2 separate regions of the Mus musculus genome follow, and region 1 is linked to region 2. A link is a contact called in ENCODE Hi-C or POLR2A ChIA-PET data. All regions are on one chromosome and are shown on one strand. Each heading gives the region's core, a stretch centred on a gene start or an enhancer-like site at or near the end of the contact. The rest is flanking DNA. Distances are from core to core; before and after follow the strand shown.

The links. A loop is a pair of places that touch in the nucleus more often than their neighbours do. ChIA-PET counts read pairs that join two places held with the same protein, here RNA polymerase II (POLR2A).
Region 1: a map of left cerebral cortex shows a loop between it and region 2 (4-fold over the local background). The contact joins the enhancer-like site here to the promoter of E2f8 in region 2. A Hi-C loop is called at or near these places in 2 of 37 maps with a recorded cell type or tissue (heart and left cerebral cortex). POLR2A ChIA-PET finds 5 or more read pairs at or near these places in 1 of 5 experiments (Patski).

What each region holds. Positions count from the first base shown.
Region 1 is chr7:49,120,069-49,126,791 of GRCm38, reverse strand. It overlaps 9130015G15Rik (RIKEN cDNA 9130015G15 gene), which reads left to right. Exons shown (of 4, transcript NR_154465.1): 4 at 2,729-4,855. It also overlaps a transcript of Nav2 not described here. Among named protein-coding and RNA genes, the nearest start is that of 9130015G15Rik, 39 kb to the left of the region's middle. Within about 2 kb of position 5,336, at least 1 of the 3 ENCODE cell types and tissues checked has a DNase peak (open chromatin) inside an H3K27ac peak, as active enhancers do; it is heart, where a contact is called at or near this core.
Region 2 is chr7:48,879,322-48,886,500 of GRCm38, reverse strand. It overlaps E2f8 (E2F transcription factor 8), which reads left to right and starts at 5,460. Exons shown (of 13, transcript NM_001013368.5): 1 at 5,460-5,840; 2 at 6,100-6,223. The coding sequence starts at 6,209. It overlaps Gm2788 (predicted gene 2788), which reads right to left and starts at 5,201. Exons shown (of 2, transcript NR_155436.1): 1 at 4,984-5,201; 2 at 1-1,064. LOC115486422 (a long non-coding RNA gene) reads right to left here. Exons shown (of 3, transcript XR_882082.2): 3 at 5,877-5,980.

The DNA of each region.
Region 1 (6,723 bases), core at 4,087-6,586, 240 kb before region 2:
TCATATTGTCTTCATGACACCTGCTGCTATCACAGGACTGTGACGAGCAGAGGGGGTGAGTGCCCTGGCAGAGAGCTCACAGCTGATAACATGGTGTGATGAGCTTTTAACTTTTGAGAGATTTGGGCTTATATAACCGCCCCCTTCCTTTCTATTTGTGTGACCTTGGTGATGTCCCTGGAGCAGAGGGTTCTTGGTCTTTTCCGCTATGGGGCTGGATACAGTGATGGGCCCCTGGGTGCCTGGCTCAGGGCTGATTTGCTGCAGGAGCCTGTTTACAGAGCCTGCCATTGCTGCTACAGTGAGACCCACCTTTCCTCAGCTTGAGACTGATCTGACTGTGACGCTTGTTCTGGCTCAGAGAGTGTGGTAGAGTGAAAGACATGCCAGCAATGCAGGGGTTAAACCCTGACTTCTCTCTTCATTCTCAGCATTCACTGCAGGGAAAGCACCCTGCTATACTATTGGGAGACCAACACCGTGGCCCTGAGCTGAGGACACGTTGGCTGCCTGGGTCACCCACCTCATGTGATTCCCCAGCTTGAAATCCACTAAAGACCAAATCACCACAGGCCTGGTCCCTGTCCAAATCATGAGCTGAAGGGACAAATGTGTGTGTGTGCAGGAAATGACATGGAATATGCTATGTGTTAGTTAATTTGCTCTTTGTATCAATCCTAGGCCTGGAAGGCTTAGGTTACATAGTAAATAAAGTGTGGTCTATCTATCTATCTATCTATCTATCTATCTATCTATCTATCTATCTATTTATTTAATGTACACGAGTGCTCTATCTGCATGTACACCTGCATGCCAGAAGAAGGCATCAGATGCCATTACAGATGGTTCTGATCATGTGGTTGCTGGGAATTGCACTCGGGACCTCTGGAAAAGCAGGCATTGTCCTTAACAGCTGAGCTATCTCTCCAGTCCCTGAAGTGTGGCTTTAAACAGTAGGCTAACTCCAGAGTGCATACCTACAAGCTTGTTATAAGGCCCCTTTGCCAAGAACTAGCCACTCTCAGAGTCCCTCCCAAGGTCCTTCAGGCCCAGGTCCTCAGTCACACTGATTCAGTGCTGCCCCCATGTGGACAGGGAGTGCCATCACTCTCTGGCATTAGCTCATTTGGGGCTGGTAGACACCTCATCTGCAAACCTGTCATCTTCCCTTCAGGAACTCTTTCAGCTCCAACGGGAGCTGCAGTCTTGGCTCTGATCTCGATGGTCTGACTAGTGCTGGAGGAAAACCTCCCACCTCCTGATTCCCAGAGCTGTCAGAGTACCTGCAGAAGCAAAATGTCCCCACCAAAGCCGTCAGCAGATCCGTGGCAACCAGAAAGCCCAGCTCTCACCCCAAGTCCAGAACACTGTCAATCTCCTGGGGTGTGCATAGGCCACATCTTGTCCAGCAGGAGGCAGTCATGCTGAGAATACATCAAGGAGACTAACAGCATCAAGCATGTAGACGAGATACCCAGCTTCCTCTGTTTTACTCGAGGCATGAAGAAGCAGCACACATCCACCCATTGGTTTTTATTATCTTGGTACTTGCTTTTCATTATCATTGTTTTCTTTGGGAAAAAAATCCTCCTGTTATTTATTTCATGCCTTAAAAATGAGTTACATGAAGGGAGACTTGGGTCCCTTGCCCATGATTCCTGAAGGAGGTGGAGGTGTGAAGGTCAGTAGATCAAGTTGACCCTTATCCACATTGCAAGTCTGAGAGCAGCCTGGGCTAGCTAAGTCACTGCATATCTAACGGAGGGGGCTGGAGTGATGGCTTAGTGGTTAACAGTATTTCCTGCTCTTGTAGAAGAATCTGAGTTTGGTTCCCATCACTCATGTGCAGTGGCTTACACCACTGGGGATCTGATACCGTCTTCTGGCCTCTGTGGGAACTTTTATGAGCACACAAATACACACACACACACACACACACACACACACACACACACAAATGCACACATACATGCATGTACAGATACATACACATACATGTATTTACACATGTATGCATGCACACATAAATAAAATAAATCTTTTTAAAAAATGAAACCACCTCAAACACAATAAAAAAACTAACAGAGGTTGGTGACACAGGACATTGTTAAGGACCACTGTTATGGCTCCAGAAGAGCCCATACACTGTAGATCTTCCTAAGGACCACTGTTGCAGCTCTAGTAATCTAGAGGTCAATTTTAGAGCTCATACGCGGTCAATTTTGCTGCTAACTGCTCAGTTCACTTCTTATTCTCCATGTTGTTGCAAATATGTTGTATGATATAATTTTGTAGAATGCATTGTCTGTCCACCATAAGTATGTCTGCATGCTTTTTCTTTCACACCTCACTGTTAATCGCTGCACACCATCCATTTGGTCCACGTACCACAATCCTCCACACCTCCTCTGGTTTCCCACTGAGACTGGTCAGAATCTCTTGGTTTTAGATGTGATGTTGGCATTAGCATCTTCACCGAGGGGTCTCCCTTGTTTCAGATGGTTTTCTACAGCTCCGTAGCAATGTTCCCAGGATATACACTGCCTAGACTCCGTCCCATGCCTCTTTTGTCCCACCGGAAGCTAGACACATGGAAACTTGGGAGAGCAGATGAGAGAGGACTATTTGAAAGAGGGAAAGAGGAAAGATGCAGAGGAGGAAGGCAGTGGGAGAGCAGGGTGTCACGGTGCTACGTTTGGGATAAACTCATTTTGTCTCTGCTTCTTAGGTCTGAGCAGGAAGGGCAAGCCAGAGGAAGACCATCCAGGAAAAGAAGGGAACAGCAGAGGAATGTATTCCTTGATGGTGGCATCTCTTTTGAAATACCACACCACATCCTACGAACGTGTTAGAAAGAAGAAACAACACTTCTACCAAGTATTGCTGGACCTCAACTCTGGAATGTAGAAATATCAGTCTGAAAGCCATCTTGAGCTCTACAGTACCCAATGAAGTTAGATCATTGCCTTCAAGAGGACTTATGTGTAAAACTCCTACAGGCTGTAGACATGACTATGGGTCCATCCATAAGCCTACAAAGTCACAACAGCACATGCTGTGTGGTATGCTACCCAGACCCCTTAAAGGACAAGGGCATCCTCCCCAGCACTGGTGTTCTCCCAGGCTAGTCTCTCCTCTAGCCTGCCTGAAGGGAGTTTCCCAGCTCATGTAATGGCCTGGCTGATTGATGTGGGGTATTCCAGCCTGTTCTCCCTGTTGAGCAGAGGACACTGAACATCTTTATCCAGCTCTGAGCTGCCCAGGGACCAATTACAAATATACACAGCCCTGCCTCTCTGTGTCACTGGCTATCCCTTATAGGTGGTACCAATTTCCTGTGCTATTTTCTACAACAGAAGTCATTTCTCAGGGAAATTTAACCCCAAACAGTCATGTATCTTTCTTCCTTCAAATTCCAGAGAAGGGCACAGTAGGGAAAATACCTCAAGATACATGAACTGGCTAGGGTTTTCCAAACAGGACTCCAGTTGCTTGGGACATAATGCCAATAACTGAAGCTAGAAGGCAGAGGCCCAGGAAATGGCTAACATAATCATCTAAAGAAACAGCTCACAGAACCTTTGCAAGCTACACATCCAACAGAGGAGAATTAGCTGGAATATGAAGAAGAAAAACCCCCAAACCAAAACCCAAATAAACTTCAAGAAGCTAAACAAGGATCAAAAAAGCCTACAATAAAGGAGCCAGTGAAGCAAGCAGAGTCCTCAAAAGATGAGGCGCAAATTTCTATTAGACACATGAAAGGATGGTCAGCCTCACTCTCCATCAGAGGAAGGGAAATTAAAGTTACAGTGAGAACCCATCAGAGTGACAGTCATTAAAAAAGCAAACACTAGTGACAACAGATGCTGGTGCAGAAGGGGTGAAGGGGCTCTTAGACCACTGGTGGGAATGGAAACCATGCCCGCCTCTGTGGAGATCAGTGTGCAAATTCCTTCCACACCCAAACTAGGGGCTAGGAAGATGGTGCAGGGTAAAAGGTGCGTATTCATTGTGTCTGTTCCAGACATCCATATTCACCAGCTCACCACTGCCTGGAACTCCAGCTCCAGGGGATCTGATGCCCCCTTCTGGACTCTTCAGGTGCCTGCCTGCATACACGAACACCTCACACAGACACATAACTTTAAAAAGTGATAAAAATCTTCAAAAAATTAAAAACACATCTACCACATGAGACAGCCATACAAAACCCGGGTATGTATCCAAAAGATCAGAACAGGCACTTCGCAGAGACACTTGCGTCTCGTTTACTAGAGCTTCATGCACAGTCATGAAGTTATAGAACCAATGTAGGTGTCTAACCTCAGGGGAAGAGATAAGGAAAGTTGGTTTATATACGCATCAGAAGTTATATCAGCCATAGAGATGGATGAAGTTTTATCATTTATAGGACAATGAATTCAACCAGACTTCATTATAATAAATGGATTAAGCCAGTCTCAGAAAGACAATGTTTTCTCTCTTACACGATTCCTAGATTTAATATAGATATGTAAAGCCATGCATGTATGTAATAAATGTAAAAGTGAAACTGTCTAGGGAGCAGGGGACCTAACTGAAAGGGGAAGAAGGGTGCAGGTGGGGGTGGGGAGGAATATACTCAATGCATATTACATATGTATGTGAAAATATCCATACCCAACAAGCGACAGGTGCAAAGTATAGACACAATGAAACAAATAACAATAAAATAAACTCAACAGGAAAACAGAATTCAGTTGTAATGCTCTGGAAAAACTGTTTCAAATTAGAATTTAAGATACATAGATACGCCTGGCAGTGGTGGTGCCGGGCGGTGGTGGTGCACGCCTTTAATCCCAGCACTTGGGAGGCAGAGACAGGCGGATTTTTCTGAGTTCAAGGCCAGCCTGGTCTACAAAGTGAGTTCCAGGACAGCCAAGACTATACAGAGAAACCCTGTCTGGAAAAACCAAAAAAAAAAAAAAAGGTACATAGATACATATTTTCTACAGAAAGGACCCTGAATGCAGACTAAAGATCAGTTTGTAGAAGGCACTAATCTCTTACTAGTGTCCCCCTCCCCTGCTCCTGATCAGCTACTTATTGTCACTTATTCTGACCTTGGAGGACAATGTTTTAAAACGAGAAAGACCTCTCAGAGGTTTTTAACATGAAATGTTCCATCCTCCTTTTTTACTACTGGAAAATAGTGGAAAACCTGACTCCCTTTGGATTCCTGTAGAGATTTTATCAGTTGGGCCTTGGAGTCGGCTCTGTACACCCACTGACTGGCTCAGCCTGCGCAGCCAGAAGGGGGCAGCACCACTCCGCAGAATTCCCTCCGGGCTTTGCTTTTCTGGTAAGTTCCCGCTGGCTGGCACCACACAGTCAGGTTGGCATGGCTTTCAACCTCCTGCCTTAGCATGCTGGAGGTGTATGTACCTTCGGGAGGGCGTGGCAAAACCAGCAGGCTAGACTCAATTTGCAGTGCCCGAGTGCACCTGAAATGTACTCTGGCATTTCAAGTAAAACTGTCAGGCTGTAGACGGAGGAGGCCACTTCAGCTTTGCTGGACACTTTACAGTCTGCTGAATGGCATCTTCTTCCGTCTCTCATCCTTGGGAGCTATGGGGAGCCAGTGTGTGTGTGTGTGAGTGTGTGTGTACACGTGCACGCGCACGCACGCACGCGCATAGGCATACACACATCAGTATGGACAAGCTGGAAGCTGTGAAGGAAGGCTTTCTCCTGGTGCTGACCCAGGGCAGAGAGCTGCGGGTGCAAAACTCTGTCTCCTGCTTCACCCTGATGAAGCTCTTACACTCTTCTGCCCTGGGGACGGGAGGTACCTAGGAGCCAGGCACATTGGATACCTAACCTTTCTATGGCTCTCAGCACCAACACCGTCACCTCCTATACCTTCTAGGGGCTGTCCCCTCCGCCATCCAGATGACACTGAGGGGGAGGTTTTCTTCAAACAGAAAAACAAAGCATGGAAGAAAATAAATGCACTTTATTCACTGCCCCCCGCAGCCCCCGCCCCCCAAAAAGAGAGCCTTGCATTGGGCAGGAGCTTCACGAGACAGGTGGCTTTCCTGGGTCCCTTCCAGTGATTCATGCAGTAGCAGAGACAGCCTTTCTTCTTCTTCTTTTTTTTTTTTTTAGACCAAGAGGCTTGTCCTGTCCCCACATAAATGTGTCCAGGAAGAGCACGTGACTACTATGCTGAATACACCGGCAGTACGACCTCAAAGCCTGTGTCTCTTCTCTTGTTTCCCCTCCCCTCCTCTCCTATTCTTTTCTTCCCTTTACCCACTCTCTGCTCTCGGTTTTTTGCTGGGCACGATGGACACAGAAAGAATCTCTCTGGCCACGTTCATTTCGCCGCCACGGGCAGGATGCTCTCGGCACCAACGCTCCCTTTACCCTGTTGCCCTGCCCCCATACACTCACGCTGCAGTGTTAACTCTAAAGAACTCGGAAATTCCTGGGTGGGCAGAACTGTGGCCTGGGAAACCGTCCTTCACAGACAGCGTTTTTTTCAAGAGAAAATGCCTCACTCACAGCCTGCCACTGGCCAATGAACGCGCCTCGGCTCTCAAACGCAGCGCTGAAACTGGCTTTTTTCCCCCCATTTCCTCTCCCAAATGCCAATGATATCTGTGAGCCTGAAAAATATACTGTTCTTCTTATCCTTCATGGCACAAAGCGGTTTCCTCTCAGCCCGTGATGAACAGA
Region 2 (7,179 bases), core at 4,211-6,710:
TTTAGCACATGCTAAACACTGCTGTTTTTCATGCACTAACTCATCTTCTCCTTGTAAGGCCCACTCAGGGTTATATTTTAATTTCTCTTTCAGTATATGTGTATGGGGGTTGTTGAGAAAGTGTTCATGTCTACAGCATTGCAATATTATTATGGGGCTTTAAAAGCAAAGTCTGTTTTACTCCAAATCCTATGCTTTGTTTTTTAATTGTGTGTACATGTGTGGTAGGGGCTATGTCCATGCTAGTGACCTCAGAAGACAGAAGCATTTGGATCCTCCAAAGCTGGAGTTGTTGGGCATTGAACCCAGGCAAACATCTTCCTCTATGAATAAAATTATTATTTTGGTCCTGGGGATGGAGTCCACCTACAGTCTCATGCATGCTAGGCAAGCACTCTGCCCCTGAAATATCCTACCCCAGCAACCTTGTATATAGTTCAACTAACAATAAAACGGTGGCAGTTTATTCCAAAGATTGAATGTGTTATAAAGTTCAGCCTATTCTAAAAGCACATGGGCAGACCCAGATGCAGCTCATCTCTAACTGTGGCTGCGAGACCATCGATTGACTGCCAACCAGTTTCCACATTGACAAACCCTTGGAGCTTTCACTGAACATCAGCTAGGATGCAGAGAATGACCCCGAGTGAAGGGTAGATCCTGCTCTCTTAACCGTGTGACAAACTGATACAGTGAAGAGTAAAACTGTAACACACCTGAGCATTTGAGAGATAGTCAAATTAGATCATCAAATTCATACCGAAAAGGGGTATTCAAAAGGGCTGGGGAGTGAGCAAGAGACCGGCTCAGGAATACTGCCTAGAACCTCATATGGGAAGGGCCATGATCTTCAGAGCCATCAGAGTCTCCCTCTCTCTCTCTCTCTGCAGCACTCAGGTCCAAGGCCAGAGAGAACACGATCAGGTTCAACAGCCTCATTTGCACCAATGCCAGCCACTTCAGGGGGTTGCGGGGTAGGGGCACAGCCACCTCCAGTGAATCAGAAGCCACAATTCTGAAGAACCCAAACAAGCCACCAATTTGTACAAAACAGGTTCACATCCCTGGAAAAGAAATGAGAAAGGGAAGGCCAGTGAGAAAGTGGAGCTGGATCTAGTGTTGGGATCCAATTCATCCTGAAGTTGATGCTGAACACAGGTCCCAGTTTCAGGGCAAGAGGTTTAGATACATTTTAGTGAGTGAACATGTAGCTGAGGTGTTTGTGTGCTCCCATGGATTCTCTCTCTCTCTCTCTCTCTCTCTCTCTCTCTCTCTCTCTCTCTCTCTCTCTCTCTCTCTCTCTCTCCCTCTCTCTCTCTCTTTCTCTCTCTCTCTCTATCATTTTAATCTGGTCATTATGAGAGTCACTTTTCTCACCTTACTGAGCACTTGGTGCGTGTTCACAATTGCACTTGACGCTTCAGGCGGGGAGAAAAGCATCCTCGCTACTTGGTAGGATAGCCTGCTAAGGTAGAACCTTAGCCAATCAGTGTTCACCGAGCCCTTCCTCTCCTTGGTCAGGGCTAGATGCTGGGAAGACCAAGTGAGGACAAAGTCTTCTCTCTCCTGTTCTCTGGGATCACAAGGTGGGGGTCAGAGGGAGGAGTCCATAGTAGAAGGGCACCTACCAGGATAGGGATTCTGTGCTCAACAGGATGTGAGGCATCTGGCTGGAGGGGATCCACACAGATGATCCTCCCACCACGCTTCCACGCTTTAAGCAAAACGCAGCCCTGGCTCATCAGGGAGGTAACGGGGATTCTGCCCTGGTTAGGAATTTGTTTGTGTGTGGCCAGTCCCCACCCCTACTCCCCAGAACCTGTACACATACTTCTGCCGTGTCCTGGAACTGGGAAAACTGTCCTTCCACCCTCCTGATAAGCACAAGAGGACGTGACCTCAGTTCTAGAACCGTTGTAGATGCTACGCACACTCACACAATGACAGAATTCAGACTCCACTTCTATTAAAAAAAAAAGGGGGGCCTTTTAGAATTTTATGTTGTTTCCTCAAGGCATCTTAAAACTGCAGGGGCAGTAATTGCTCAATAAACAGCAACAATGGCAGCTGCTGCAGCCGAGTCCCTAGCTGCAGATATGTGCCCAGGCCCAGGGAGGAGCTGCCCACAGCGAGTATAACAGGCAGGTTTTCAGCTCTAGCTAGGGCAAGCTCTGACCAAGTCCTGCTTCCACAGCCAGCAAGCCCAGGACCAGTGCCAGCTCTCCCATCTCCTAGGTCCCTTGCTCTCCTGTTCACTGTCTTGAAACACTTTCAATTTGAGTCTGATACCACTTATTCACAAAGTAACCATTTTTGTTCCAGGGACAAGGGAGGGCTGAGGTCTGGTTGTGAACAGCTGTGGTGATTGGTATGATTTAATGCTCCCAACAGCTGGTTTTGGGTGGATATGCCAATGCATATGGCAAAGGCTAAAATCCAATCTCTACAGGAAGCTGGACAGACATACAGCTAGTCACTGAAGGACCTGGGAGGAAGGGACTGTGAAAAAGAGAGGTCTCAGAACCCACCAATAGAAAAACATTTCCTTAGCCTCTCATCCTATCCTGGCCATGGGGGAGGACTTGCCCATGATTATGGGAAGGGACACGATTCAGAAACCCCTAAGGTTACCTTTGAATCTAAGTACCTGAGATGACATCCGTCATCCCCCTACCTTTGATATCTTTTTTTCATAATACTTATTTATTGTTGAATATGTTACACAATCTTCTGAGTTGTACAACACAGAAGAGTGACAGTGGGGTGGAAAAACTGGCCCAGCTCAGTGAGATATGAGCTATTGTGCAACTCATATGACCAGACACAAAGGCATGGAAATCTTCTTGGGTTATATAATCAATAACAAAAAAATAAGATTTGAAGGGAAAGTAAGAAAAGTGACTTCAAGCTTGTCCTCCAACCCCTCGTTTGCACAGTAAGCTGGAAGGTATTCTGCGGTCATCTTTCCTTTAAAATCACACCAAACTTCAAATTGACGCACTATACTTGCGTATGATGCTGGAGATGACCCCTGGGGCCTTGAGCCTGTTAAGTAATCCCTCTGCCCTGAGCTAAATCCCAAGATCCTTGCTTCCTTTTCAAGGTCTCATGACTGACAGCGTCAAGACTTTAAACCTCTCTTCGAAGCACCATTTTTTCATTCTGCTCCACGACTTTGATGACAACTGACAGGGAAGCCACCACTAAACAAAAATGATGTATCTCACCCTTTCTCCCATGTTGAGGGAGGGCTGGAAATGACTGTGACCTGGACTACAAGTCACCGACTTTGCTGTCCTGAGAATTTTCTGAGGCAAGGCACTAGGATATAAGAAGTGGTAAGGGGTGGGGGCTTGGGGGTAGGGTAGAGGTCCTGAATTCTGGCTCTGGATATAAGCTGGGCATCATTCAATCCTTCGGAGCGCTAAGCACTGACAGGTGAAAGATTTGACAAGTAGCCTGACAGACAGTGGCTTAGACAGAAGCCCACACACTACTTCTTGGTGATATATTTAAACTTAGTCCCTGCTCAGTAAAGATGTATCTGTTCTGTAAGCATCCTGTCCTGCCTCATGACGGATTTTTATTTTACATCCGATGCTACAGCCAGCCAGCCCCTATGTATAGCACGTGAATATTCAGGTCCAGTCCTGGTCTTGAGGAACACTTGGGTGACCCTGAGCACCGGAGCTTCTGATAGCTACTAGAACTGAACAGAGAGACACAAAGATGTGGCAGCATCTTGGAAGCCACCCTCAGGAAGAAGACCCTGGCTCATCACCTAGACCTCTGCCCAGTGTGCATTCCCTTTGCACCTGGATCCCGGGGCGGTGTTATGGCATCCACGCCCTAACCACCGCCAGGAAAACACAGTATCTCCCTTGAAGTCAGTGATGGTTAGCTTACTGATGGCCAAGCTCAGTGATGGGACTTGGACTGCGTGGCCCCGAGTCCTTCTGGAGGCTGAAGATACAAAGTTAAAAGCAGGAAGAGCCCAAACCACAATCTTAGATGTAAGCGGGTTGGGCAACATGCGGTCCGGGCGATCCCAGAGTGATCAGAAAAGGGGAAATGTTACAAGGCAAAGGCGGGTGCAAAAGAACTCGAGCACGGAAAGGCATAGTTGGGGTGCCGAGCTTCTTTTTCCACTTCTGCAAAATGAGGGTTTTGGACGAGATGGTCTCCTAACTCTAAAATTCCCTTGACCTGTTCGATATACCAGGCCGATGTCAGAAGCTCATAAAAGGAAAAGGAAGAAAAGCGGGAAAGAGCAAAGAGGGGATCGGCAGACGCAGGACACTGGGGACAGGCTTGGCGGGTTTTCTGAGTTTCTCTCCCTCCTCCCACACCTGCGTGTTCAGAGATCGGCCAACGCCCCGCATCCTTGGGCTTCAGACAACGAAGCTCTTTCCTCCTCACACGTTTCTTTCTGGAAACCGTGGAGCAGAAGCTGCTAAGCAGTCATGCAAAGGGTCGCAGAGGGAACGGTGTCGCTAGGGTCCAGAGGGCAGGTGAGCAGACCCGGTTGACGTGGCACCAAGCTGGGGATGGCGGGGAGCCCTCGAGTCCTAGCCAGCCAGCTCTGGACCAGCCAAATTTCATCCCCCAACTTCGATCTCGGATAAATGGTGTTTGCAAAAAGAAAAAAAAAAAAAAAGAAAGAAAGAAAGAAAGAAAAGGAAAAAAGAAAAAGGAAAAGTTTTTGAGGACTTTTCCCCAAGTCTGGCTGTAGGCGGGGTCGGAGGGTGGTGCCTACAGTCTGATTCGCCGCGGCGGCAGTGCAGAGGCGCGGATTGGCGCGCGGGGCCCCGGGCCGGGAGAGCGGGCGTGGGGGAGGGGAGGCTCCGCGCCCGCGGGAGCGGCTCGCGCCGGGAGCGGGTTAATTTCAAATCGGGGGCTGGACTGCTCCTGGACGGCCACGCTCCCGCGGCCCGCCCGCCGGCCCCCCCCAGCCCCGGCCCCGGTGGCGCCCCCGGCACCCACCTCTGCGCGGCGGGGCTAAGCGAGTCTCCCTGAGACGCGCTGGCTCCCTGAGACGCGCAGCCAGGATTCGGGGCCACCCCGGACCGTCAGCTCTGAAGGAGGATTGACAGGTGAGCGGGGAGCAGACTGCTGCGGCGGGGTTGTGGGATCCCGGGAAGGCCAGGGTGAAGGCGGCCGTTTCCCGCCTCCCGCCCCGCCGGGGCCCGTGGGGAGGAGCCGAGCTCCCGCGCAGAGGGCGGGGGAGGGGCTCGCCCGCGCTCCAGCCCCGCGCACTCGGGGGCGGTGCCAGCTACGGTCCCGCTTTCCGCGCCAAATTTTTAAATCGAAGGCGGAAGGTCCGGCCCCGCCTTGGGGACCTCTAGCCAATCGCAGGCCTTCACCGGGCTTACTGATTGGCTCGGAGCCGTCGCCCTGGAAACCGTGAGATGCTGTCTGGCTGCCCCCGGGGGCGGTGCAGTTGGCGGGGAGGAGGAGCCAGTGCTTGCGCCGGGCGGGACGCGGGCTACTGCTGGGGACTGTACCTGGGACCGGGAGCGCAGCGTACGGTGCGCTTTGGCATCGCGGTGATTTCGGCACCTAGGGAATCCTTCCCTCGCCCCAGTACTTCGTGTATTGAAAGAAGCCTGAAAAAGGGGGTCAAGATCCCAAAGCCCTTTGTAAATGCCCGGTCGTGCGCTTAGAGCGCAGAGGCTGAATTGGAGGGTTGTTCTCAGGCCACTTCACAAGTCCTTCCTTCTGAGCCTGTGCACGTGTGTGTCAGGCGAGAAACTTCAGCATCTCCCCCGATGCAGGCTCGGTGCGTGCTCCATCGGAACCCGGGCTCGTGCGCTCCGTCCGCAGCCCGGATCAGTGCACAGGTGGGTGCTTGCTACAGCCATCTCGAACCTGAGAGAGGACTGTCACTGTAGATTCTGTGTTTGCTTGAAGTCTCGTGACAGAAGGGTTTGATGGAGGAATTTACTGCTGTCTGTTGGCGCGGTCTGCCTAGAGGCAATGTCTGTCCTCAAGGCAAAAATAAACCTGGTTTGTCATTTTTTGTTTGTTTCCGGGGGCTCTTGTGTACGTGAATCATTTTCATCAGCTCTTAATTCTTGCTTTACTTTTTTTCCTTTTAAGGATAGTAAAAAACTTTAATCGATTGGACTACTTAAACCACTGGAACTTGGGGAGGAACTTCAGATTTTTCGTTTTTAAAGACACACTAAATGTATGAGGAATTGACAAAATGGAGAACCAAAAGGTATTTTTAAAGTCCAGTCTATACTGTTGCAATGTCAAATGAAGTATCATCCTGAGTTTTTCGTTAATAAGTTTTCTTAAATTTTTCGTTTGATAGTCACGAATGCTGTATCCTTTTGGTTAACTTTTACAGAAATCCAGAAGGAAATTTTAATTTTTGAAGAGGAATAGGGTTGTCCAGGGTTAAAGTAACCTTTTTGTTTCAAAAGTTTAATATAAATTTAATATATATGGAAAAAGCTTTGGGGTTTTTTCTGTGCTTAAAAAATTATGTATATGTTATTTACATGAACCATTGGAATTCACAAAGGTCATAATTTGATACTGGATTTCTTTGTAAGATAACATTTTAAAATGTCAGCCCTTTAACCTACTGGGCCTCCAAATGCTGTTCCTGACAGATCTCCTGGAAGCATTTAGATGTTAGCTCAATGCTGTCCTTGGCAGTGTTCACTGAAACCCCACCCTTGGATCAGCACCTCCTGAGGGCACCATACTGAACTGAAAATTCAGGTGCCAGCCCCATGTGACCTCCCTCTGCCTCGCATCATCGTCTGCTAAGTAGCAGATTCAGCAGAAATACACACTGAGCCCTTAGTTTCATGGTTGTAATAGAGGATTGTTAACCCGGGCTCCCAAAGTTACTGAGGAAACAGTGTATCTCTGTTCTCTGAGTTGTTGCCTTCCAAATCCCTTTCTTTAAGAATGGTGTACTGCCTGGTGTCTAAAAGTGAAGGGGGCCCAGTCTCTACTATCTATATGAATTGCTCTTAACTTACCAGTGTAGGTAAGTGCTAACTTACCATAGCAGAAACTAGCTCTGAGGCCTTAAATGGCTAACCTTACTTCCCTTGGTCCCATTTTCTGCATCTGTGCCTCAAGCGTTGATGTTGAAAGCAAATTTTTCTGGTCAGAAGTCCTGCTGGTAGGCGGGAGGCCCTAACCGTAAGGGCACCC